Regions from separate parts of the Homo sapiens genome. Here region 2 is linked to region 1. A link is an interaction called in ENCODE POLR2A ChIA-PET data of the cell type or tissue named here. Cell type or tissue: A673. All regions are shown on one strand. Each heading gives the region's core, and the rest is flanking DNA. Links, peaks and the distances in the headings are about the cores only.

Region 1 (13,074 bases), core at 2,397-10,396:
TACTTCTTTGATCTGAATTCTGTCTCTTCTCACCTATTAAACAAGATTTCTTCTACAACTATTTTTTCTCTCATCACCTGAATCTTTACTGCCCTCCACCTGCTAGATTATTCCCAACTACATTCAAAAGTGCCATAATAAAACCCATCTTAACAAAAACATTTCCACTCACCCCACATTTCATTTAGGCCACCTCCCCATTTCTTTGCCTCTCTTAAAAACAACTCCTCAAAAGAGTTTTCTCGGCATGATTTCAGTTGCTTACTTCCATTCTCCTTTCAGCCCATCTCAAATACAAACTACCTCATCAAATCACTGAAACTACTCTTTCAAGGTTATTAACAATCTTCAACTTGCCAATTCTAGTGACCAATTTTCTGTTTCACCTTATTCCAAATCTCCACAGCATTTGACAGAGTTGGTTCCTTCCTCTCTCCTTAAATACTTCCTTCACTCGATTTTCAGGGCACCACCCCTTTTCCTACTCTTTCCTCCTAGCTCAGCAATGACACCTGAACAATCTCTTTTGCATGTCTATCTTGAAGTGCCTCAGGGCACAGTCCTCATGCTTCTCTCTCCATGGCCTCACTCGTGATCTCAGTCATGCCCCCAAGATTGTAAATACCATCTAGAGTAGTGCTCCCTTATCCACGTGGAGTATGTTCCAAGACTCCCAGCGGATGCTTGAAACCATGAACAGTACCAAATCCTATATAGACTATGATTTTTCTCATACATACATACCTATGACAAAGTTTAATTTATAAATTAGGTACAGTAAGAAATTAACAACAATAATAATAAAAAAACAAGTATAACAGTATACTATAATAAAATTATATAAATATGGCCTCTCTCTCTCTCTCTCTCCCTTCCTTTTCAAAATATCTTCTTCTACTGTGCCACAGGTAACTGAAACCACAGAAAGGAAACTGGATAAAATGGGATTACTGTATATGCTGAGTGCTCCCAAGCACCAAAATGATGAGTCTCATTGCCCCCAGGAGTCCCCAAATGGATGTTTAGTGGGCATCTCAGTCTGAACAAGGTCAGAACAGAACTCTTGATTTCTCACCACCACTACCCCATCCCTCCACACACACATATTCAAACCTCCTGTGTTTGCTCCCAGTTTTCTTTTAATACATGGCAACAGTACTTCTCAGTTGCTTTATTAGTTTGCTACTGTTGCCATCACAAAATACCACAGATTGGTGGCTTAACAAAGAGATTTATTTGCTCTTGATTCTGAGGCTAGGAACTCAAGATCAAGATGTTTGCCCTTTTAGTTCTTCTGAGACCTCTCTCCTGGGCTTGCAGACAGTGGACTTCTCCTTGTGCACACATTGTCATCTCTCTGTGCACACACACATGTGTCTGGTGTCTTTCTGTGTGTACAAATGTCCTTTCTGTATAAGGATTGTCAGTCATATTGGATTAGGGTCCACCTTAAAGGCTTCATTTTAACTTAATTACCTCTTGAAAGACCTTGTCTCCAAATATAGTCACATCCTGAGGTACTGTGGCTAGAACCTCAACATATAAATGCTGGACATGGGGAGATACATAATTTGATCAATAACAGTTGCTCAATCCAAAACTTCAGATGACATTCCTGTTTCTCTCTTTTCCTACTTAATATATCAATGAATCCTTTTGATCTAGCTTAAAGCATGTCTGAAATTTGATCAGACACAATCTGTCCTTCTAGAACCTAGATACTAGAGTCTCCCCAGAACTGGTATCCATATTTCCAAACTTGCCCACACAGTAGTTACAGGGAAAAATAAACACATTAATTCATTACTTCAGTGGCTTCCTGATGCACTACGAATAAAATCCAAACCCCTTACATTTGTCCACATGATCCAGCCCCTGCCTCTCCCTCCTATCTCAGCAACCATGTGTCTATCCTTGATTTCCACGTTCTAGCCACACTGTGCTTCTTGCCATCTTTATACACACCATCTTAACTCCAGCATCAGACATGTTACATTTTCCAATTTCTCTGACTGAAACACTAGTCCCCTATATCTCTACCTCCCAGTGATGCTCCATCCCTTTACCCCACTCTATTTTCTTCAGGGTTCATGTCACTCTCTGAATTATGTTTAGTTATCCATTGCCTGTCTCTGCAACTAAAATGTAAAGTCTGAGATGGCACAGACCTTGCTGCTTTGTCTACTGTTATATTTGCAGTGCTTAGAGTATAATCACGTATAGTACATGCTCAACACTTAGTGAGTACATAGATCAATGGATAAGTGAATATTATTTTTACCACCAGTTTGCAGTTTTAAAAATGGACGCTGAGACATTTTGAGCAAGTTGCCCGAGGTCATATGGCTCTAAATGGTCACTGCAGAGCCACTTACTTTAAATCCGCATCTTGTGTGTTCTTATCACAACACACTGTCTAGTTGGGACTTAGAACAGTCATCGGAATTAAAGTTTAAAAATAATTGGAAGATTTAATATTAAATTTTTGTCACTTTAACTTGCTCTTATGTCATCTTGTGACAGCCAGATGTGTTCTTCCACAGTACCAGAATGGAGACATGTAACTTACGCTCCCCCTACTCAGAAAACAAACACAGCAGAAACCACACCTTCCAGAGAAAAGCAGATGTACAGAGACTGTGAGAAAATCATTGATTTTTCGGCCCAGCGTGGTGGCTCACGCCTGTAATCCCAGCACTTTGGGAGGCCGAGGCAGGCGGATCACGAGGTCAGGAGATCAAGACTATCCTGGCCAACATGGTGAAACCCCGTCTCTACTAAAAATACAAAAATTAGCTGGGTGTGGTGGTGCATGCCTGTAATCCCAGCTACTTGGGAGGCTGAGGCAGGAGAATCGCTTGAACCAGGGAGGCAGAGGTTGCAGTGAACAGAGATTGCACCACAGCACTCTAGCCTGGTGACAAAGTAAGATGCTGTCTCAAAAAAAAAAAAAAAGAAAAAAAGAAAATCATTCATTTTTCCCTTAGTGTCCTGTCCAAAAAAATGAAGGAACTTTTAATAGTGAGGAAATTTTTCCTGGCTTCACATCTGCTATTGTTTTCAAAAATTTTTTGTTGTTGTTGTTGTTTTAGATAAGCTCATAGACTCTCAGTTGTATTGCTTTTCACCACAACATTTTAAAGTTTAGATTTTACTTCTGTGAGTGGCTGAAGTAACAGAAATTTATTATCTCCCAATCCTGGAGGCTACAAGTCTAAGATCAAGGTGTTAGCAGGGTTGGTTCCTCCTGATGACTGCGAGAAAGAATTTGTTCCATGGCATTCTGCCTGTGTATGTGTCTGTCTCCAAATTTCCCCTTTTTAAAAGAACTCTACTCGTATTGAATTCACGCCCACCTTCATAATGTCATTTTGACTTGATTACCTCTGTAAACATCCTATCGCAAAATAAGGTTATAGCTTGAGGTACTGGGATTTAAAACGTCAACATATGAATGTTGGGGTGGGGGCCGGGGGTACCATTCAGCCATTAACAATTCTTACAGGTACTCTAATGAATCATATATTCCATTGCCAGAAAATTGTAAAAGGAACAAAGCAACCTCTTTTACGATATCCTCAAACTCACCATTTCTGGAAAGAAAGGGGGAGCAGATAAAAAAATAATACACTCACTGAGAACATACTATTACTTCATTATGTAATTCAATTTCATTGAATTAATTTCAAATCAATGTTATCTAATGAATTCATTACATTTTCTTATTCTACTCTTAAAACATTCAGGTGAATAATATTCCTACTTGACAAAGAAAGGTATTAAGATAAAGATAGGCAAAATGAAATATTTGTTGTCAACATAATGGAAAAGTTTTGATGTCTTGGCATTTTCATGTGATTCTAAAGCCTTGCTTTAATGCATGCTAACCTTCTCATGATTCCTGCCTTTAATAAAAGAGAAGTAGAAATCAGTCTCTGGTCACAAAGTTTTTATAGTCTAGCTGATATAATGAGCTGCATACAAAACTGAAGATGAATTCAAAATCAACTATCAACAAGACTAAGTTTAAGTTTCTTGAGACTTTGTCTTATTCATCAATGAGGCCTCAGCACAGAGTCAAATGCCTAGCACAAAAAGGATGCTCAATACATATTTGCCAAATGAACAGGTGAATAAGTGCATGAACAAATAGCAGCATGTCAAATAAGACTCATTCAGCAAGCTATTTACTGAATGCCTCTTATGAGCCAAGTATGTGCCAGGTACTGCTTCAAAGGGTACAGAAATCCACATGCCTTAAAGGGGCAAACGCTGGAGAATGAATCAAATAAGGTCAAAATCCTCCCATGATTCACCTACATAAGGATCACTCCAGCCCTACTTGTGAGAATAAGACTCCTACTATTTTCCAAGAACTCTAGGAGAGAATTATTGAAAGAACCAATATTTATTGAGTGTTTACATGTTGAAAGGCACTGTGTTAATTACTTTTTACATGTGGATACATTTCTTGCTTACAACATCCCCATGAGCTGGGTATTGTTACTACTCCCATTGGAATACAATATATGTGAAGAAACTAAAACACAGGTATTAAAACCAAATATGACAAAATGTTAACAGTCATTGAATTCAGGCACTAAATTTAAGGGTGATTAATGCAGTTTAATTTGTATATTTATTCAAAAATTTTCATGATAAAACACTTAAGAAAAAGAATAGGTTTTGAGGAGTTTAGATCAAGGTGATTAAAGATCTCTCTCTCTCACACACATACACACACACACATCCTAACTTACAGTTCAATAAAGGAGGAAAAATGCTAAGAATCTAAGGCACAGTAGGACTCATCTATTGGTAGGTGCATGTCTATTCCCTCCCAAGTTTCTCAGATCCTTGAGGGTAGGGACTGTGGCCTCTAACCACGTATTCCCAGCACTCAAAACTGAATCTAAAACGTGGTCAATGCTTAATGATGCTTAATGAACAAATGAATGAAAGAATGGGAATGAGAGATCCAGTCCGATGTAGGGCAGGGAGATGGTTAGAACCACGGCATATCAGTTTCCTAGGGCTTCTGAAACAAAGTATCTCAAATGGGCATCCTAAAACAATAGAAATTGTTTGCTTTACAGTTCTGGAGGCTAGAAATCCAAAATCAGGGTGTCAGCAGGGTCGCACTCCCCCTGAAATGTGTAAAAGAGAATCCTTCGTTGACTTTCCTAGTGTCTGGAGTTGGCAACCACCAATTCTTCGCATCCCATGGCTTGCTGCTGGACCACTCCAATCTCTGCATTAGTCATCACATGGCATTCTCCCTGGGTGTCTCTCTTTCCTCTTCTGATAAGGAAACCAGTCCTATTGGAATAAGGGTCCATCCTATCTCAGTATGACCTCATCGGAACTAATGATATATACAAAGACACTATTTTTAAATGAGGTCACATTCTGGGCTACTGTGGATTAGGACTTCAATATATCTTTTGAGGGGTCATGATTCAACCGAGAACGTATGGTACCAGGAGAGATGCATCCATCCTAACACTCCTTATCTCTCCAAATGTCCAAAAGAACACAAATTTAACCAGACTGCTTCAGCGTGTAAGATGGGGAACAAGCTTAATATGTGTTCATTGACAATCCTGACATGGCAAGAAATTTTATAATCTCCGCCAATCAAATGCCAGCAACAGCTGGCTTTCTCCCAGTGCCAAGTCAGCTTTCCCAAATAGTTTGTGACTGGCTTCTCAGCAGCTATTTATGTTTTCAGAATATTAAGCAGTGTGTAGTCACTTTCTCAGGGAGGGCTTCTCAGTGTGGTTTCTAAAAATGTGCTGAATGTGTTTCCGAAGAGGAAAGGCGCCAGGGGGGCTTTAGTGGGGCACGCTGAGCCTTGTAATCACAAACAGATGAGAGCTTCCTGGTTCTAACTCCAAGAAACCAGCAAGAGTCCCCAAAATCAGCTCACAATCAGCCTGGGCAAAATCGCCATCTTACAAAAATTGTCATGGGCTCCTTCCCTCCATCCTATGAAGTCCTCAACCCTCCAGGAAACTCAATTTGCTGATATGGTAAAGGGACCCAGTCTTCCTAGCTTTGTGGTCTAGAATTCACAAAAGGCCTTCTGTGGCCTCAGATTAACATAGAGAGCTCCCCAAAATGATGATGTACTGAGCACAGCCAGGGCTTTGTCTCCTGCTCCATGTATCCATCGACACTGGTAAGCTCTTGCATCTGCTAAGATTCTAGAGAGCTAGTAACAGAATCTGAGTATAACTTAAACGAAGGGAGAAAAGTGCTTATTGGATGGCTACTGTGGTAGTGTGTGCAACCACAGGAAGCCTGAACAATCTCAGACCCCTGGGGATGTAATAAGGTGTTCAGGAATGGGGAAACTGATGTTGATATTCTCGTTGTGGAAAGATCCAAGAACCCTGGGTGCCTGTGGGTCTTTAGCCAAGATTCCAATTTTTAGCCTCACTAGCGTTATCTGCCCCCTTGGGTAAAACAACAGAGAGGGAAAAGCCGGTCCTCAAGTGAAAGAATGCTATTATCATATGCAAAGAGAGGAAGCAGTGTGCTGAGTGGACAGCAGCACTAGCTCCCACCAGGAGACCAAGGCATATGACTGCCAGAGGACTCACTTAACCTTGCCCAGCAGCAGACAGATCTACCACAGCCTGTTTTCCTGAGGCCACGCTCCAGGGAGCCCTGTAAGATCAGTGAGGCTCTGGGTCTGCCCAAACCATGGGCAATGGGTACCAAATGGAGAAATAACCTACCCAAAAAATGTCTAACTAGGGATTCCCATAAGAGAGTCCACCAAGCAAGATCAATCAATGACTTTTAATATCCTTCTTCCTGCCTAGAGCTAGCACCTAACATAAAATGCAAAGACCAGTGAGCCCTGCTCTAACTCCTATAGGAGATAAAACAGTTTCCTTAGTCTGACATTTAATACTATCTGTAGCAGTAGGTTTTTACCTCCAGGATACTTTCCAGAATGTTCTGAGGCTCAAACTGTGTTCCCACAGTACCTTGTACAAAGAGTCACTTCTGCATGTACCACATTATAAAGCTTCTATGAGCAAGTAGAATTCACCTAATTTCCCTAAATACAGGTAATTTTATGGGCAGAGAGGATGAGAAGAGAGCCTGCGAAGCAAAAGGAAACCTATTAGCAACAGGACAACTTAGGAATAACACAAGGAATCGTCAGAGGCAGAAAAGAAGTCCTATTAGGGGCATTGTGTTTATTTAGAGGAATAAAACATTAAGCAATATTCAAAAACTATAAATTATTTAAAAATAATAAATGTGATTACATTAAAAAGTAAAAAATAAATTTATGAATGTCTTCTCACCAAAAATCTACATACAAAATTAAAAGACAAAGAGAAAACAAAAAAGAAACTTATAACAACTATATGAAAGGATGTTAATTTGTCATGCTATAGAGTTCACACTAATAAAGGGAATAATAACATAAGCAGCATATATAATTGCTCCACAAATATTTATTGTTCACCTATTAAGTATTCAGTTCAGAAAAATATATAAATTGTTTAGAATTATATAAACAGAAGCCTAACTTCTCTCAATGATTTACTAAATGCAAATTAAAACAACAGGATATAGTTATTTTTACCTATCAAATTGGCAATGAGTAAAAGGGATTTCAAAACATGGATTTGGCAAGATTTGGAGGAAATGTATATTCACACACTGGTAATGAGAGTACAAATTGGCATAACTTTTTTGAAGGTCAATTTGGCAAAAGATCAATATCTATTATAATGAAATATCCTTTAATTCAGACCTTCTGCTCCAAATAATTTCTGTGTACAGATATACCCACAGAGGCACACAAGGATGTATGGCTAAAAATATTCATTGGAGTACTGCATGGAAAAGAAATTTAAAACATAAAATGCTCCAAACTGAAAATAATCTGCATGTTCATTAATAGATGATGTATACATAAATCATGGTACATGTATATAATAAATACCATGAAACCATTAAAAAGAAGGTCCTAGAATGATATAAAGAAAATGGTATATACTAATATAAAAATATCTACAATATATTAAAATGAAACAAGAAGGCGCAGAAAAGAGTTCATCGAATCTTTTCAAAATTTATTTAATTGGCAAAATATAGAACTTTCTTTGTTTTGTGAGTGTATCAGGTATGAAGATAGGAGTGTGTGTATTTGCATTCTATATTTGCATATGTTTGTTATATGTATAATAATTTCTATTTCATTGTGTTTATCTTTGTCTACCTATTGCATGAAATTCATGTCTTTAAATCTATACTTTTTAAAATGTTTATCTGATTTTTGGTCATAACATTCTTGTAGACTATTTTCCTTCCCTGGAGCTTTTATTACTATTATTATTAACATTATTAGTGATGCTTAATTTTAATGTGTCAACTTGACTGAACCATGGGGTCCTAGATTGCACATTATTTTGGGGTGTGTCTGTAACGGTGTTTCCGGATGAGATTAGCATTTGAATCACTAGATTCAGTAAAGTAGAACACCCTCCCAATTGGGTAGGCATCATCCAATCCCCTGAGGGTCTGAGAAGAACAAAAAGGCAGAGGAAGGAGGAATTCACTTCTTTTGCTTTCTGACAGCTTGCTTGAACTGAGACTTAAATCTTCTGCCTTTGATCTGGGATTTAGGCCATCAGCCCGCTTGGTTCTCAAATCTTCAGACTTGGACTGAGTTATACCAGCAGCTATGATGGAACTCTAGTTTGCAGATTGTAGATGATGGGACTTCTCAGCCTCCATAATCATATGAGACACATATGGTAATCATATGAGACACATATGGTAATCATATGAGACATATATGGTAATCATATGAGACACATATGGTAATCATATGAGACACATGGTAATCATATGAGACACATATGGTAATCATATGAGACACATGATAATCATATGAAAGAAAGTAAAAAGGAAAACAGGGTATATGCCCTATTTTATACCCAATATACCATAACTCTGTGTATATGTATATGTATATATGTGTGTACATATATATACACACACTATATTTTTAGTGTATGTGTATATAATGTGTATCTATACCCAATTTTTTTCTGTTTCTTTGGAGGACATTAATATAATTCTTATTCTGTATCTTTATTATATCCTCACATTTTAATCCAGCTCTCAAACATACTACATATCCAACACAGGCTCTCCTTTCCCTCTTTCCCAAATCCAGCAAGTTTTGCACTGTTTGTAAAATTTTTTGACCATTTAAATAAGAGACCTTTGTGTTTGAAAATCCTAACTTGAAGCATACAAGTCCTAGAAGACAAACTTATAAAGGTGGCTTGGGGCTTTCCCTCAAGGCCAGAAAGGCAACAACATCATTTGAGAGAGAGATTTGCAGTCCTTGCCCCCGAATAGTAATACCACTACTGTGCACAATACTCTGTGAGCAAAATCCTCAAAGCTGGACTGGTTCTATCTGTTGGGTCTGCTCTGTCTTTCTGATAAGCACATCCCAGGAAAGGAAAGAAATATGGTTGACTAGTTAGGTGAAGGCAGGTCATTTGTGGTTCCTTCTCTGTTTCAGGAACATGGTCAAGGACAGCTTGACCACCCAGGTTTAAGTAACGGTTTCTCAGTTTACATGGTTTACACAGGGACGCCAGGACAATTACTTCAGAATTTAGAGAGTTTCCCAGAGATGCACAGTCCTCCTGGGAACAGGAACCAGCTGGGTGTGAGGCTTGTGCTCTTGCTCTGAAAGGAGCACTCCCACACCCTTCAGTGAACCAACAGAGAGATATGCACACATTGGGGACCAGAGAGACATTTTTTGGATCAGTGCTAGAAGTCACGACTACAAATTCTCTTCCAGATTGTTTCCTTATTAATGGCTGTGAAACATTACAGCCAAAAGCTTCAGGAAAGGCACTATGAACCAACATGGCACTCAGTTCTCTAATTAGAAACATAATATTTCAGCTTGGCTCAAGTGTTGGAAGTCACTGTGGCAGAGAGCAGATCAGCAAAATGCCCTGAGAGCCACGCAAAGGAGACAGTCATTTAGGGGGAGGAGGAGACCTGGCACGGGTCACATTTTAAGTAATAAAAAAATAATAGCAGCAACAAGCACTTTGTCATGTTCAGTATGTAGCAAGTTCGGTTCTAACTTCTTCTTTTGTGATGATCATTTAGTCCCCACTACAGCCCTATGGTCCCTGTCCCTGTTATTGCCACATGGCAAGCCAGGAGGCCTAAAAATAGAAGGAGTAATGTGGCAAAGGCACTCAGCTAGTTAATGTGGAGATGGCTGGCATTGGAACCCGGGTAGAATGGCTCCAGACCCATCCACATAAACTCTGCTATGCTACCTCTCTATGCCTTAACTGGATGCCTCCATCAAGACTCTCCTCCCTCCTGATTTCAGGACAAGTGCAATGACTACTCATAATTGCAACCTCTGTTTGAAATTTTACCTGCTACAACTTGATTTTTATTGCCTCAATTGCTTTGCATCAAGTAGAAATATCACAGGCAGATGTTGGAATGAGACCAACCCCTGTTTGGAATTTGCTCAGCCCCTTGCTCTCTTGTTAGACCTTAAGCTGAGCGTCTACTCTCTCTAACTGAAGTTTTCCCATCTGGAAAACTAGAATAACAACACCCACCTTACAGGGTTCACAGACTAAAGGAGACATTTGCAATTCACCTGGTGGAGGAACAAACACATAGGATGTGCTCAATATACATTGGTTCCTTTCCTTGTCTTTTCCTTTTCCACAGTGCCCTACTTACACTTATTCACCTCAGGTGTTAATAGAAAAACACTTTCCTGTTCTACAACAGCCCTCATCTCCATTCTGGCCAAGAGCAACCACACACAGAGGCACTCATTCCTTCATTCGTTTACTCATTCACTAACACCAGGTAACACGCACCTCGGTGGAGGGTATTTGTTTCCCAGGGCTGCCTTAGAATACCACACATTTGGTGGCTTAAGACAAGGGAAATTTATTGTCTCACAGATCTGCAGAGAAAAAGTCTGAAATCAAGGTTTTAGCAAGGCCATGCTCCCTTGGAAGCCCTTAGGGGAGGATCCTTCCTTGTTTCTTCCAACTTCTGGTAGCCCTGGGCTTCCCTGACTGGAAGGTGCAGCATTTAGACCTCTTTCCATGGTCATGTTGCATTCTCCCCATGTGCCTCTGTCTTCAGATGGTGTTTTCCTCTTCTTAGAAGGATGCCAGTCATATTGGAGGAAGGACCCATCCTAATGACCTCATCTTAACTTGATCAAATTTGCAAAGACCCAAATTATTTCCAAATAAGGCCATGTTGCCAGGTACCAGAGGTTAGAAATTTAATATGTTCTTTGTGGGTTCACAATGCAACCCATAAGAGGGATGAGAATTGCAGAATGGTGCATCATGGATCCAGGGGAGGCAGATGGGGAAACTGAGGCACATACTTGGAACTTTTGGTCAATTTGTTTCTCTCCTGTTTCCCAGCATGATCTCCCATCATGGCTATGCACTCTGCAGGCAGGAAAACTGTGGCACAGGTCAGAAGTATTGAGGGAAACTCCTTCATAAGAAGCCAAGGAGTTGGCAGTCAGCGTTTCTCCTTGACACCTACTATGCACTGCACACACTCCATTCACCTAATTGAATCCTCCCAAAAACCCTATGAGGTTACAAAAGGTGGAAGTGAAGCAACTCATGAATGATTAAGCAGCTTACTGCTGATAAGGTTCAGGGCTGGAATTTGAATCCAGCTCTGCCTGGCTCCAGAGCCTGTGAATAGACAAGAACCATTTAATAGAAAATTTGTCACAGATGTTCAGTGCTGCATGCACATGAAGAATTAAGGTTAGCATATTGTGATATCACTGTGGATCCTTCATTGTTATTTGCCACATGGAAATGGCAACCACCCCATGTGGAACAGCTCACCAAGGAGATGCAGGGTTACTTATTTAATCGACTGCCCTCCACCTTTCCTCTCCTTTCCTCAAATCCCATTTTGTCTCTGGGCACAGATGGAGCATTCACTGAGGTGTTTGTGCAGCTGTAGCCTATGGGGACTCCCACGAATCAGCCACAGGGTGGAGCACTAAGATGTGGTGTTGCATCTGTGACTGCTCACCACACCCAAGTTGTCTTCCCTGCTGTCCACCAGCTCTGTGACCTTAGGCAAGTTACCTAACATCACTGAGCTTCTGTTTTCCCATTTGTAAAATGAGGATAATTATACCTATTCAGAGGTTGTTGTGAAGATTAAGGTAAATGTGGCAACACATGAAAAACCAGTGGTATAGCACCTGATACCTAGTATGTGTTTAACTAATATAACTTTCTTAGGTCTATAAGCCAATGGGTTCTCCTATATTTTAGCTCATTGCACTAGATTCCTATGACATGATCTAAATGGGGAAGGAGTGGAATGAGAGATCACTTTAACCTTAAAACACAAAAAAATGGGATTTTTCCCAAAGGCAGTCATATTTCAAACCAGGGGGTGCAGGGTATAAGAAAGCACAGGGACCTTTAGTTTCCTAAGGCAGGCATAAGGTGGCTAGATGACTTGAAACAACTGAAATGTATCTTCTCACAGTTCTGGAGGTTGGAAGCTTGAAATCAAGGTGCTGGCAGAGCCATGCTACCTCTGAAGCTCCTAGGGGATGAGACTTCCTTGCCTCTTTAAGCTTCTGGTAGTTACAGGAGTTCCTCAGCCCAAAAATGCATCACTCTGATCTCTCTGTCCATCTGCACATAGTCTTCTGCCTGTGTCTTTGTGTCTTCACTTGGCTATCTTCTTATAAAGATGCCAGTCATATTGGATTAGAAACTCACCTTACTCCCGTATGACCTCATTTTAACTAATTGCTTCTACAATAACCCCATTTTTAAATAAGTTAACATTCTGAGGTACTGAGCATTAGAACTTCAGTATACTCTTTGTGTAAGACACACCATAAATGACCATGTGGACTGAACTTCCAGAGAATTGATTTCCACTCCCCCAACCAGGGCCTAGGCTGTGGTTTGCCTGATGGGGTCATTGAACCCTTAGGCTCAGGAGAACCCAGCATGCATA
Region 2 (13,074 bases), core at 2,560-10,559, 180 kb before region 1:
CAAAGAGATCATTGAAATGCTTTTGGTGCCATCCTAACGAATACTGCTCTTGGTATCCTGAGTAGGCATACTGAGTAAAGGCAAAACATATGCCCCTCCGTGTACGGTGTTCAGGATTGGTTGGGAAGGATATTTTTAAGTGGCACATAGTGTGTGGCCACTTGCTGTCCCTTGAGGGACTTGTTCTTAATCCTTGGCAGACAGGATATCACACTGGAAGGACCAGCTTATCTTTGTGTTCTATAATGAAACAGCTACTTATCAACCAGACCCTCAAAAGCTGACCAAAAGAGCCCACACAGCTTAAGCCTTTCCTGCCTCAAATCTGGATGGATTAAGAACTACCTATATGTATCCTGCTGGATAAAAGTAGAAAAAGCTAGGTGGGAGGCTGAAGGAGTCCTCAGGGATGGGAAAGTCATATGTACTAGCTGGTATTAATCCATAGGCTTCAAGTTCAGCTTTAGGTAGAAAATTTCTCCTTCTAGTCACTGGTTCCCTGCTCAAATATCATGCTCCTGAGAATAAATACCTTTCCTCTCTGCTCTCTTCAGTGATGTGTGCTGTGCTTTCAAATACCAGCTCTGCTGATTTCTCAGTTGTCTCTCATCAGAGAATACAGTGTTGCCTCTGATCAGCTAAAGCATTAGGCTTGCTACCCCCAAAAGACCTTACAGGAACCATCAACTTGTCTTTCTTTATTTCTGAAGGAAATTTCATACCCTCATTCCCTATCACCAGCATATAGCCTCTGACTCTTCCACCCATTTATGGACCTCTGCTCTTTTGGATCATGACTGGCATGAGATGCTTCTTGTGTACCATGTCTATTCCATGGAAGCACTGCTGTCTTTTTACAACAGCCAGTTATAGGGGAAAATTGAATTTTAGGGTGGAAAAGCCTGGTCATAGGATGCTATAATTAACTCTAGAATTGACCACCTTTCCTGTTATGTATTTTCGTATTATCATGCCCAGTCCTTGTAATGCAGTTGTCACAATTTTAATTATTGTTGTAATTACGGAGTAACGCTTCCCTCCACTTTAGTGGCTTCCTAAGATCTTGCTGTCTTGTTCATTGCTGTATTCCCAGCTACTGGCTTAGGCCATGGCACATAAAAATAAGCCATTAATATTTGTTCAATAAATGGATGAATAAGTTAATGAATGAATGTCAAAGGATCTACTGAGTAAGGTTAAACTCACGCTTTGTAATTAGAAATCTCTACTTCTATATAGGTTTTAGTACCAACTTATATACAAATTCTGGAGACTGTTCAGTGTGTCCTGGTAGCCTCTGAGTTCTCCTCTCTAAAAAAGCTTTTGAAATCATCTAGCTATGGCATTTATCACCCCAATAGAGGCTAGGGTTTACTTAGTCTATTGAACCAATTTGTTTTGTGTAAGAGTCTGGTGTGTGTGTGTGTGTGTGCATGTGTGTGTGTGTGCGTGTGTGTCCCTTTCTCATATTTTACAAGTTTGGAAGCAGTTTACAGAAAATGACCTCTAAGTCAGCTAAAATTATGTTTGTATTAGAACTTAGGCTTGCCATGTTTCTGGCTTTGTTCAGGTTTGTTTCTATCCTAGATCATGTTGAATTTGTCCCACACTATAGGTGTGAAAACAACTACTTCTTGTTTTAGAAAGCTATTAGGATAAACATATGTGTTTGCTCAAAATATACGTTTTAAATACTAAGCCTCTATCAGTTAATTTCTTCTTTAAAAAAGCTTTACTTCCTTCTAACATGCTGGTTGTTGATCTATCTGTTAATGAAAATGAAGATAGTGCTACTGCTCACTGCTGTGCTGGTCAGAGAGTTGTGCCTGAGTTCTCTATATAATTAATTGTTTAGCCTTTGTTATGGCATCAGAAGTATTTTAGCTAGCTCCTCAAGTTTTATAAATTTTTTTATTCTGAAATAATTTTAGATGAACATAGAAGTTGCAAGAATAGTGCAGAAAGTTCCCATGTCCACTTCATTTGGTTTTCTCCAATGATAGCATCTTTCATTGCCATGGAAACCATTGGCACTATACCAATAACAAAACTACAGATCATATTCAGAATTCACCAGTTTTCACGTAAACTCATTTGTACGTGTGTATAGTTCTGACATTTTACTGCCTGTATGGATTCATGTAACTGCTAGCACAATGAATACTACCTCTCGATAGTTACATATTCCTCCAACACTTGAAAACCTCCCAATCTGTTCTCCATCTCTATAATTTTGTCATTTTGAGAATGTTGTCATATAATATGCAACCTTTAGAGATTGGTATTTTATTTCTGAGTTTACTGCCCTTGAGAATAGTCCAAGCTGTTTTATATATCAGTAATTCTTTTCCTTTTCACTGCTTACTAGTATTCCATTGTATGAATGTATGTGTTTGTTCAGCCATTCATCCCTTGAAGGGCATTTAGGTTTTTCCAAGTTTGAGGCTAGCACAAATGAAGCTGCGGTTTTTAATTTTTATGAATGAAGCTGGACATTTGTGACAATATTTACGTGCAAAATGTTTTCATTTCTGTATTGTTAATCCCGGGAGTTGAGTTGGTAGCTCATATAAAATGCATTTTTTAACTTTATAAAACACTGCCAAACTTTGTTCCAGGATAGCGATACCATTTTGCATTCTCAACAGCAAAGTCTGAAAGATCCAGTAGCTCTGCATCTTTAATAGCACCTGGTATGGTCAGTATACACATTTTTAATTTTAACTATTTTAGCAGGAATGTACCCTATTTATAAATAGTTATTTTTTGCAAGAATCTGAGATAAAATGCATTTCTCCACTGGATAAAGCCACAACAGACCCAGTGTAATATAGTTAAACATTCCTTCAATAGCTATGGCAGAGCGAGTTAATGTTTTTGCACCAAACGTCAAATGGGTATTACAGAATTCTGTAATTTATAAAATATTATATACATGAATTATTTTCTTGTATTATCACTCATAAGAAACATGTGGGGAGAAATTAGAGGGTAACTGGATTAACTAGACATAAGACTTTTTGAGTGACAGGAAAGATATTTTCCTAACTGTAGAAACTGAGGAGTCATCAGACAAGTAATAAAACCAAAGCTAGTTTTCTGGAAGATCCGTGTAGTTTCACTGTGGTAGTTGGAGTAAATGGAAAGGATGGTAGAGTGGACGCTGAACAAGCAGCCTTAGAGAAACTTCATAAAAATGTATACAAGGCCAGCGGTAGAAAAAATAAGATACAGGAAGAACATGTTGTAAAAGAAAAACTTATGTATCAAGGGAGTCATGAGATTTAGGATGACTCTAGGCTTATTAAAAGAGAAATAAGAAAGTCAGAATTAAAAGCTGGTATAAACAGAGTGTTAGTGATAATCAAATCAACCAGCACTACCAACACCTGGCTGTGCTAAGTGCTTTATCTGGCAATCTTTACCATAGTCCTACAAAACAACAACAATCACCTCCAACTACAGATGAGGAAACTGAACCTCACAGATGTCAATAATTTGTCTGAGATCAAACAATGAATAGATTTCTCTATTTGTGTAATGAGACAGTAGTGCTATCAATATGATTATTGAAATATTAAAATAAGATATCTACAAATTTTAAGGGCCATATAAATATTATCTAGTATTGTTTTGGTAATAATTCTTCTCTAAAGATTGAATGTACCAAAGGTTTCCAGGATTTAAATAATGGGCACATTTTCTCTTCAGAAAAAAGATGTTACCACACAATAAACATTTTCTATTTCAAAGTAAAAGCTCTTTGGGTTTAATTCCAAGATCTCCCATGAGAGACCATAATTTAAAAATGAATATGACAGGGAACTCAGAATTCTTTTAATTTTCCATCAATTATGTATAATATAAATGTGCATATAAGCAAGTATTGCAGTAGAAAAATAATACTTTATCCTCATTTTTCTAGAGTGTCAAAAATGATAAATTTGAATATTTGTGGTAAACACTCAGCGAAAATGTCAGAAACATTACTTCCTCAAGCCAGCATCTCATTGTCAGCTTTTTGTAATCAGTTTAACTTTTATTGAGGAAAAGGAACAATCACAAATCAGCCTTTTTGTGTCCTTTGAATTCTTATGGCTGCAAATGAGGCTTCCAGCTGCGTCAATTTCATTTTGCAAAGGCACCATGTTGAATCATTAATTACCTAAGAAGGTACTGGATCCTTATCTCCTTCTGGTAACAAAATTTTTTATATATTATATGTATATACACAAATCAGATTGGAACCTGGAGCTATAAAGTCATCTTTTCTTAAAATGCCATCTGCCAGATTTCACTTCAGAACATGAGAAATCTTTAAAGGTGAGGGAAGGAGAGACAAGTGAGGGTAGTGAAGCATCAGAGTGCTAGGCTGTCTTGTCATCACAGCCTGTGCTGTTCCCTCCTCCCCAGTCTCTCCAGCTCCAACCCCCCTTGGATTACTGATACAGCCTGCTATCTCATCCCCCCACCATCAGCAGCCCTGTCTGCCCATAAATCTGAGCGGCCAAAACAGTCACTCCATAATGCCTATCCAGCCACGTTTCTTTCCTGCTCATAATCTCCCAAAGGCCTTCCATGCCTGTGATGTCAGGGCTCCTTAAAAGGCCAGCAAGGTGCTTTCTACTCAACCCCCACATATCTTGTCAGCATCCTCTCTCACTATCAACTATCTGATAAACCATGCTCCTGCCATGTGTAATTATGTAAAGTCACTTTAACTCTAGGCTTATTATTTTAGTAATCTCTGCCTGACGCAAAATTCATGGCTCAGTTTATGTTTTACCTCTTCTAAGTCTTCCATAACCTTCTCTCCGACTACCAATCAGCATTTTTTATCCACCTCAATCATGAGACTGAACATGGTGCCCTGCAAATTGGTTTCAGCAAACTTTGATAGTGATTGCATGTTGTTATAATTGTCCTTTGTCTTTTTTCCACCTTCCAATAGTTTGTAAGATGCATGTAACAAGGCACAAAAAAGCAAAGATGATGTCATATTTGACAGCATAAATGTAGTCCCAGTGTTACATATGTAGTTGACAGGGAAACAAATGTCATATATGAAGGTATTTGAAATAAAAGAGAGGAAGAAAGAAAGGAAAGAAGGGAGGGGGGCAAAGAGAAAAGAAGGGAGGGAGGGAAGAAGGAAGGAAGGAAGGAAGGAAGGAAGGAAGGAAGGAAGGAAGGAAAGGTAATAAAAAATTATGGTAAAGACTAAGGTGTAGTGGGTGGGCTGGATGTCCATTCTAGTCCTGATTCTTCTCTCATCAACAAGTTGAGAGTCCTAATAAATGTTTATACTATTTGAGCATAAGTTTTGCATCTTTAAAATAAGATAGAAAGAATTCCTAGGGTTCATTTAAACTTGAAAATTCTGATTCTGTAACTCATTATCAGCATCCTCAAGGTGATTTTAGCAGCAGAAAAAGGCAGGACTTCTGGTGAAGTTGGACATGCCTATCTCACCGTTGGAGCCCAGGAGCTGCCTCATCACACAGTCTTCATTTTGCTCTACCGTGGCACACAAATCTCTCTTTTTTTTTTTTTTTTTGAGATGGAGTCTCACCCTGTTGCCCAGGCTGGAGTGCAGTGGCGTGATCTCGGTTCACTGCAACCTCTGCCTCCCGGGTTCAAGTGATTCTCCTGCCTCAGCCTCCCAAGTAGCTGGGACTACAGGTGCCCACCACCACGCCCAGCTAATTTTTTGTATTTTTAGTAGAGATGGGGTTTCACCGTGTTAGCCAGGATGGTCTCGATCTCTTGAGCTCGTGATCCGCCCATCTCAGCCTCCCAAAGTACTGGGATTACAGGCATGAGCCACCACGCCCAGCCTCTACATATTTATTAAAACAAAAAACAAAAAACAAAAAAACACCTGCACACTAATGCTGGCATTCTGAATGTTCTGCATTTCTCACCATTCTGAAACACGACCAAGCCTTGTGCAGGTCTTTCCAATACTGCAAAAAGTCTGATAACTGGGACTACATCTGTAGAAGACCAAGCCTCTCCTTAGAGTTTGACATTATACCACATTTGTACATTCAACCCATACTTATTAAGGGCTTGTTCTATGACTAATACTATACTAGGCACTAGTGGTATGATTAAAAATTAGACATAATTCTTTCTTTCATAAAGCTTTAAGTCTAGTTGGAAGACTAAACAATGGTATCTATCTTAACAATTTTTGTATTATAAGAGGAAGCCCAACTCAACATGGATAGGAAAAAGAAATGTATTGGCTGTAACTAAAGAGACTGTCTGTGGGTCCAATTCAGACAGAGATTGATCAAGGTTCTCAAATGATAATCACAATGAAAGGACACACACAAACACACATGCACACTCACAAACACACATTTATTTTCCTTTCTCTTTCTTCACTACATGATGGCTACTTCAGCTTCGGCTCCTACATTTTTCCTGATTTATGTCGACAGGAAAGAGAAAGCTACATCCCCAGCAACTTTTTTTATGGCCCAGAATTGAGTTTCACTATGCTACACTGTCCTGATTTGAAGTCAGAGACCCATCCTGGAAGCAGTTACCATGAGCAGAGGGGAGGATGCAATGACTGCTTTGGTCTCAGTCATGTGAGCCCTGGAGCCCTGGGCTGAAGTCAGCTTCATTTAAAGCTTATGGGCTCTCAAAAACTAAATTGTGCTTCTCTTTCCCCAATAAGTAAGAGGGGATATGGGCAGCAAAAACCCAAAATTTGCTTTAATATAACTTAAATGTTGGCAAATGATATGAGAGAAAAGAATAATGAGAAAATTGGAGAAAATGTCTATCTTAGAGAGCATGCCCTGGGAAACTCACCCTGAAGAAGTGATCATTCCACAAAACGGGATCTTTCAAAGGACAATAAGGAAACAGCCATAAGGCCATCCATGGGAACAGTATTTCATACATGGAAAATAGTACAAATGCCTGAGTCTCAGAGGAGGTTGGCCGCTTCTGGGCGGCATGAGATCAGGTGGCTGCATTGTGGTGGGATAGGAAGAAAAGGGTAAGGTGGATGGCGGGGAGGGGTAAGCAATGTCAACTGCATTCTAAATATTATAAGAAGCCACTAATGGATTTATTCCTCTCAGTCCTCAATATCGCTAAGCTAATTATTCAGCAAATCTTCCTGTTATTTATTCAATAAATAAACATATTGCAGGTGTCAAGAAGTAGGCAGGCTTCCAGCTTTCAAGAACCTCACAGTCTAAGGAGTGGGAGGAAGAAAAGACAACAATACCACAGCAAGATAGAAGAACAGCAGCCACACATGAGCATCTGCCAAAGCCGCCTGAAACTGCACTAGGTATGCCGTCTACATGCTCACTAATTCCCCTACAAGCAATTTACCAGATAAGTGTCATTTTGCAGAAAGAGGACACCCACGTATCCCAAGCTTGCCTGATGTCTCACCCATAGATTAATTGGTAGAGATAAGGTTTGAATTTAAACCTGGCTGACTTCCAATAATATTTACAAGACCTTCTTAAATGTAATAACAAAGCAGCCATTTACATTTAGTTTCTGCTAGTTTTCAAAACAGTCCAATATTAGATAATATCCTCTCTCTAATAATAAAAGCAACATGGCCTTAAATAAATAAACCCATTTCCAAGGTCACAGAGCAAGAGCATAGCATGGAAACCAGGATCATCTGGGTCCCAAGCCAGTGTTCTCTGTCCTGCCATGCTGCCTCCAAGACCCTGAAATACGCAGTACTTTGCTGATTCAGAAAAAGGAGGGTGCAAGTCCAGCTGAAGAATTATGGAAGCTTTCTTGTTTGGGCAGCAACTTGCTGCTGAGGCATTGACTGAACCTGGGCAATCAGATTAGGGGAGATTTTAACTATGGGAGCTCTAGCAGTTCCCACCGTCCCTCTCTCCCCATTCAAAGAGCTCCTCAGGAGGTCCTGGAGTAGGGATTAAACACATGTCTCTGACAGGTAAGCCCTTGAGGATGGACCCAGGTTAGCTGGGACCCCCACACTGTTGACAGCCTCCTCTCTTTCCCTCTTGGCTTTCAAAGAAAATTAGCTCCTGACAAGCAGAGGAGACAGTTTTGGCTTCTCTACCTAAAGGCTAACCCAGTTCTCACAGTGTAGTGCTAGGCTGCCCCATCAGCTGGCATCCTCCATGCCAGAGACACCCATGGGTACCCCAGGGGAAAGAAGCTGTGTCAGGACCCATGGTGGCTTGTGTCATCTCTTCTGGATTAGTCCTTGAGGGATGCACATCTTAGTCTTGCTTCCCCATAACATATGTCAGTTAACTTGCTTTCAGTATGCAATATGGTCCAAGCACTGGACTGGTAGGCTCAGTAAGTAACACACTAGTACTTGCCTGGCTTCATGGTGCTTTTAATCATTAAACACATATCTCTGACAGGCAAGCCCTTCAGGATGGGTCCAGGTTGGCTGGGGCCCCCACCTTGTTGCAAACCTCCTCGCCTTCCCTGCTGGCCTCCAGGAAAAATTAACTGAAAATTAGCTGTCGGGCAGAGGAAACACCAGGAATTACAGTTTGGTGCGATTTATGTACTTATTTATTTATTGAAGGAGGTGTATTAGATTCCTCAGTTGCTCCTAGGGGAGTCCAGAACGCACAAGAGCTCTCTCCTGTGGACCATAAGGGCTGCAAATTTAGGCTAAACTCCTGGGCTTTCACTTCCATCTAAACCTCACGGGAAACATGTCTTCCTTTAAGTTTGCTGACAATGCAAATTTCATAAAAATCTTTTCAATACATATTTCTTACTTTGAATTATAAAATAATCTGTTTAAAGGGCACATATTAAGGGATACTGCATTTTGGGAAACAGACAGAGCTGGTGCCTGTCACACAGGCATGCCCCTCTCCCTTGGAAGTCACTCTAGTGTCCGCAGGAAAAACTTCCAACTCCTTGGTCTGGATACAAGACCTTCCGTGTTCTTGAATCTTGGTCTGTATTTCTAGCATCACTTGCCACCATTTGTCCAGGCTTCTGGGCAGCTCCCACACCATCTTCAGTGCTGTTCTCCCTATCACGACTGCCTTATCCTACCCTTCTCAAAAATGGGTTGTTCTATGATCCCACTTAATAGCACCCACTATGTAAACTGTGCCCTGAATCCTTCAGGCAAAATTCGTGGGTCTTGTTCTGATCCTGAATCATCCCTTCATGGTGCTAATAGGACACTTATCACAATACAGCCCAGGTAGGTGCATATGTGCCCATCATCATCTGCGACTCCCCCATCCTCTATAGGGCCTCTACAGGGCCTCGCCTTGCTCATGGAAGGTACATGACTCAATGATTACATTCATCGTAAAATGTAAGATGGTGGATTTCACAGAGCTTAAGTTGCAGGGCAGCAGCTGACAAAAGCACAAGGGAGAGAAAAGAAAAGGGGATTGGTATGGGACATTTGTTTAACTAAATACAATTGTGTTGGAAAATCCCTATAGGAAGCCTCCGGGTCTTTCTTTCCCATCTACACATGGCTGGAGGTCAATTTCTTAGAAAAAAAGTGAACAACAATAGTGAAAAAATAATAATACCAGCCAGCATAAAAATTGAGCTGTATGGTTTTTGTACTAATAACATTTTTATCACAGATGTAACAAATGCCCATTATAGAAAATTTAGAAAACACTAACAAGCAAAGAGAAAAAAAAAGATAGTATTAATTCCACCACAGAGAAAGAGCCACTATTAATTATTTAGCATGTACTTTTCATATTTTTGTTTTCATATGGTATCTAAAATAAATATTCTATTCTTTCTCCCTATCCTTCTGATATGGTTTGGCTGTGTTCCCACCCAAATCTCATCTTGAATTGTAGCTCCCATAATCCCCACGTGTCTGGGAGGGACCTGGTGGAAGGTAACTGAATCATGAGGGTGGGTTTTTCCCATGCTGTTCTCATGATAGTGAATACGTCTCACAAGGGCCCATGGTTTTATACAGGGCAGTATCTCTGCACATGCTCTGTTGCCTGCTGCCATGTAAGACATGCCTTTGCTCCTCCTTCTCCTTCCACCATGATTTTGAGGCCTCCCGAGCTATATGGAACTGTGAGTCCACTGAATTTCTTTTTCTTTACAAATTAGCCAGTCTCAGGTATTTCTTCAAAGCAATATGAAAATGGACAAATATACCTTCCTTCATTTTTCTCTTCTTTCTCTGCTGTTCCTTCTTCTTTTCCTGCCTTCCATCACCTTTTCATTCTTTACCATATTAATATAGGCAGTTATTCAAAATATAAGATTCTAAATAGTGTTTGCAGAATGCCACCTTTTGTGTAAAATCCAGGGAGAATAAGAATATATACATTTGATTTTGCTTATATTTCTATCAAGGTTCTAGAAAGACACATAATAAAGAAATAAAAGTGGTTGCTGATTGGAGTGAGCTGGGGCAAACTAGCTGGATGAGAGCAAAAGTAGAAGGAAGAATTCTTACTTTTCACCAAGTATCATTCTATGGTACAGATGCTCCTTGACTTACACTGGGGTTACACCCTGAGAAACCCATCGTAAGTTGAAAATATAGCTAAGTAAAAAATGCATTTAATACACCTAACCTTCCAAACGTCATAGCTTATCTAACCTACCTTAAATGTACTCACAACACTGTCTGTACTTTGATTTTGCATCAGAAGAACATAATTCCTTGTAAATAAAAATAATAGTGTTGCAGGTCACACATGCTTTCCTGTACTATGCCTTTGCTACTCCCTCAACTAGTGTCCTCTTGAATCTAGGTGGCATCTCAGACTGTTTGTCCAATAGAATGTGGTAGGAGTGGTGCTGTGTCAGTTCTGGATGCCATGGATTGGTCTAGATGCTTTCTGGGAAGCTAGTTACCATACAAGGAGTGTGACTACCTGTGTACCATCATCCTCTGGGAGCCCCAGTTTTGCACAGAGGCCAACAAATATCAAAGCACTAGTCATATGCATAAAGAAACCACCAGGCATTCTGCTCAGTTACTCCTCCAGATGTCACCAGCCTCAGCAACAATCTCACTGCAACCACATCATGAGATACCCCCAACAAGGCCCCATCCAGTCAAACCACAGAAACCTGTGAGTCACAGTAATGTATTTTATTAAATAAAAAAATATTTCAGGGTAGTTTGGCATGCAACAATAGACAACCTGACCAGAAATACTAAAATGTAGGTCGACAAATACTTACCATGTGCCTGCTCTGCAGCATAGGGGTAAAAAACTCAGATTTTAGGTTCAGGTTGCCTGTATTCAAATCCTGGCTCTAACACAACTATCTGCGTGACCTTGACCAACTTTATTCACCTTTCTGTGTCCCAATTTTCCATATAATAGAGGTAATACTACCTACCTCAAAAGAGTGTTATGAGGATTTAATAATATTTAGAATAGAACCTGGCACACAGCAAATGCTCGGTATTAGCTATTATTATTATATACCAAGAGTTATACAGAATTGTCAATATTTTTAATACGAAAATATTCCTCAAGTAAATAATAGGCATTATTCCCGAAAATACTGTGATGGATTTTTTTGTAATTTTTTAAAATTGAACCTCTATGTTCAAATTAAGATTAGACTGGATTTTTTGTTTTTTTTTCTGTCTGTGCTCTTTTATAAGTTATCAAGGTTATGTTTGCCTCATAAAAAGCTCTGATTTTGGAAAGGTTTACATAATATATAACCTACCTTTTTCTTAGAAGTTGGAATCATGTTGGAAAATGCTTGGAAATTTTGACTTTGAATTTGTCACTTTGAAAAGATGCAACAAGTTTGTAATTTATTCTGACTTTACTGGAAAGCACTAGAAGTAGTTTAAAAAGATGGTGTCATGCTTAAACCATTATGAGAACATGATGGTCTTTTGCTACGTGGTGTGGCACTCTGAAGGAGAAGTTGAGCAACAGCTTAACACTTTTTGCCACTATAGGTCTGGCTCCTTTTTATTTGCCTGCCTGAATTACAGATTCTTTTTTATTATTCCTTGTTATTGTGAATGTCACAAAGCTATATCTAAGAATGATAGTCATGAACCTCATGGCATTCGTTTGATTGGTGAGCCTGAGCCTCTCTGATTTGAACATTAATTATTCAACCTTATTTCATTATTTCTTTCATTTCTCATCTATTCTATGTATCATTTATGTTCTCTTTGTTATTTTTCTGTTATTTTTCTTGAACAATGGAATTATATTTGAACCAACTTCTCAAATACTGATGTATTTACTTTTCCTGCAGAATCCAGTTTTATCCACTGTCTCCATAACTTTTTTTCCTTAATTCTAAATTCTTTCAATTCTCTAAAATTTTCTGGCCTTAAATCATTTTATTTCATAAACATCTTGCTTCTTTAATGATTTGAAATTTCCTCAAATCTTGTTGAGAATATGAATGAATATATCCTAAACATATCTCATGGTTTGTTTTTATTTTTTGTCCAGTATTCTTTTTTAGCCCTTCTCTTGAGTTTTTCAACCTACTCTTTTCATAATCTTAGATTACAGAAGATCAATTCACTTACTATTGGGAGGTGGCACTGCTTCTATCAAAAATAGCACATATCTCTGTTCATAAGGCCCTGATCCTGACACTTGAAGTCACAGGTGACAAGGGAAAATGCAGCAGTTGAAACTTTCAAGGCCTGAATTTGTGTAATAGAGGGAAGAGAAATAAAAAGAGAAAAGAAAACAATTTAGAGGAATCTAGGAGGCAAGGAACTGAGGGAATTAAAGAAGGCTCTTGCGGCCGGGTGCTGTGGCTCATGCCTGTAATTCCAGAACTTTGGATCTGCTCCAGTTTTGTGCACATTATATTGAAGTTTTCTGCCAAAGCTCATGTTCTTTTCCTTTTAAAGTTTGTCATGTGATTGTTTCCCTATAAAAATAAATATTGGAGACATGATAGTTTGTAGGAAAGAACATTAGACTAGGAATAAATACCTAAGTTTAAATTATTTTACACTATATTATTTTATGATTGAAAGCAAGAGAACAACTTGGTCAGCATTTAGAAAGATCACTCTGGACACCATTTGGAGAAGAGATTGGAGAGGAAGAAACTTCAGGCATTGAGAGA

What was found. ChIA-PET counts read pairs that join two places held together with the same protein. Peaks named below come from ENCODE experiments on the same cell type or tissue, not always from the same donor. Only the 100,000 strongest peaks of a DNase experiment are listed, where the experiment ranks them.
Region 2: POLR2A ChIA-PET joins it to region 1 with 6 read pairs; 1 of 35 experiments calls an interaction of 5 or more read pairs at or near these places.

What each region holds. Positions count from the first base shown.
Region 1 is chr4:14,738,028-14,751,101 of GRCh38, forward strand. The region is part of intron 2 of LINC00504 (long intergenic non-protein coding RNA 504); the gene reads right to left. Among named protein-coding and RNA genes, the nearest start is that of LINC00504, 140 kb to the right of the region's middle. In A673, for the core only: no CTCF peak of the experiment used is centred there; DNase peaks (open chromatin) are centred at 5,324, 5,774 and 6,414; H3K27ac peaks cover 4,925 bases.
Region 2 is chr4:14,555,764-14,568,837 of GRCh38, forward strand. All of the region lies in intron 5 of LINC00504 (long intergenic non-protein coding RNA 504), which reads right to left. Among named protein-coding and RNA genes, the nearest start is that of LINC00504, 330 kb to the right of the region's middle. In A673, for the core only: no CTCF peak of the experiment used is centred there; DNase peaks (open chromatin) are centred at 4,098, 4,448, 5,128 and 7,348; H3K27ac peaks cover 5,007 bases.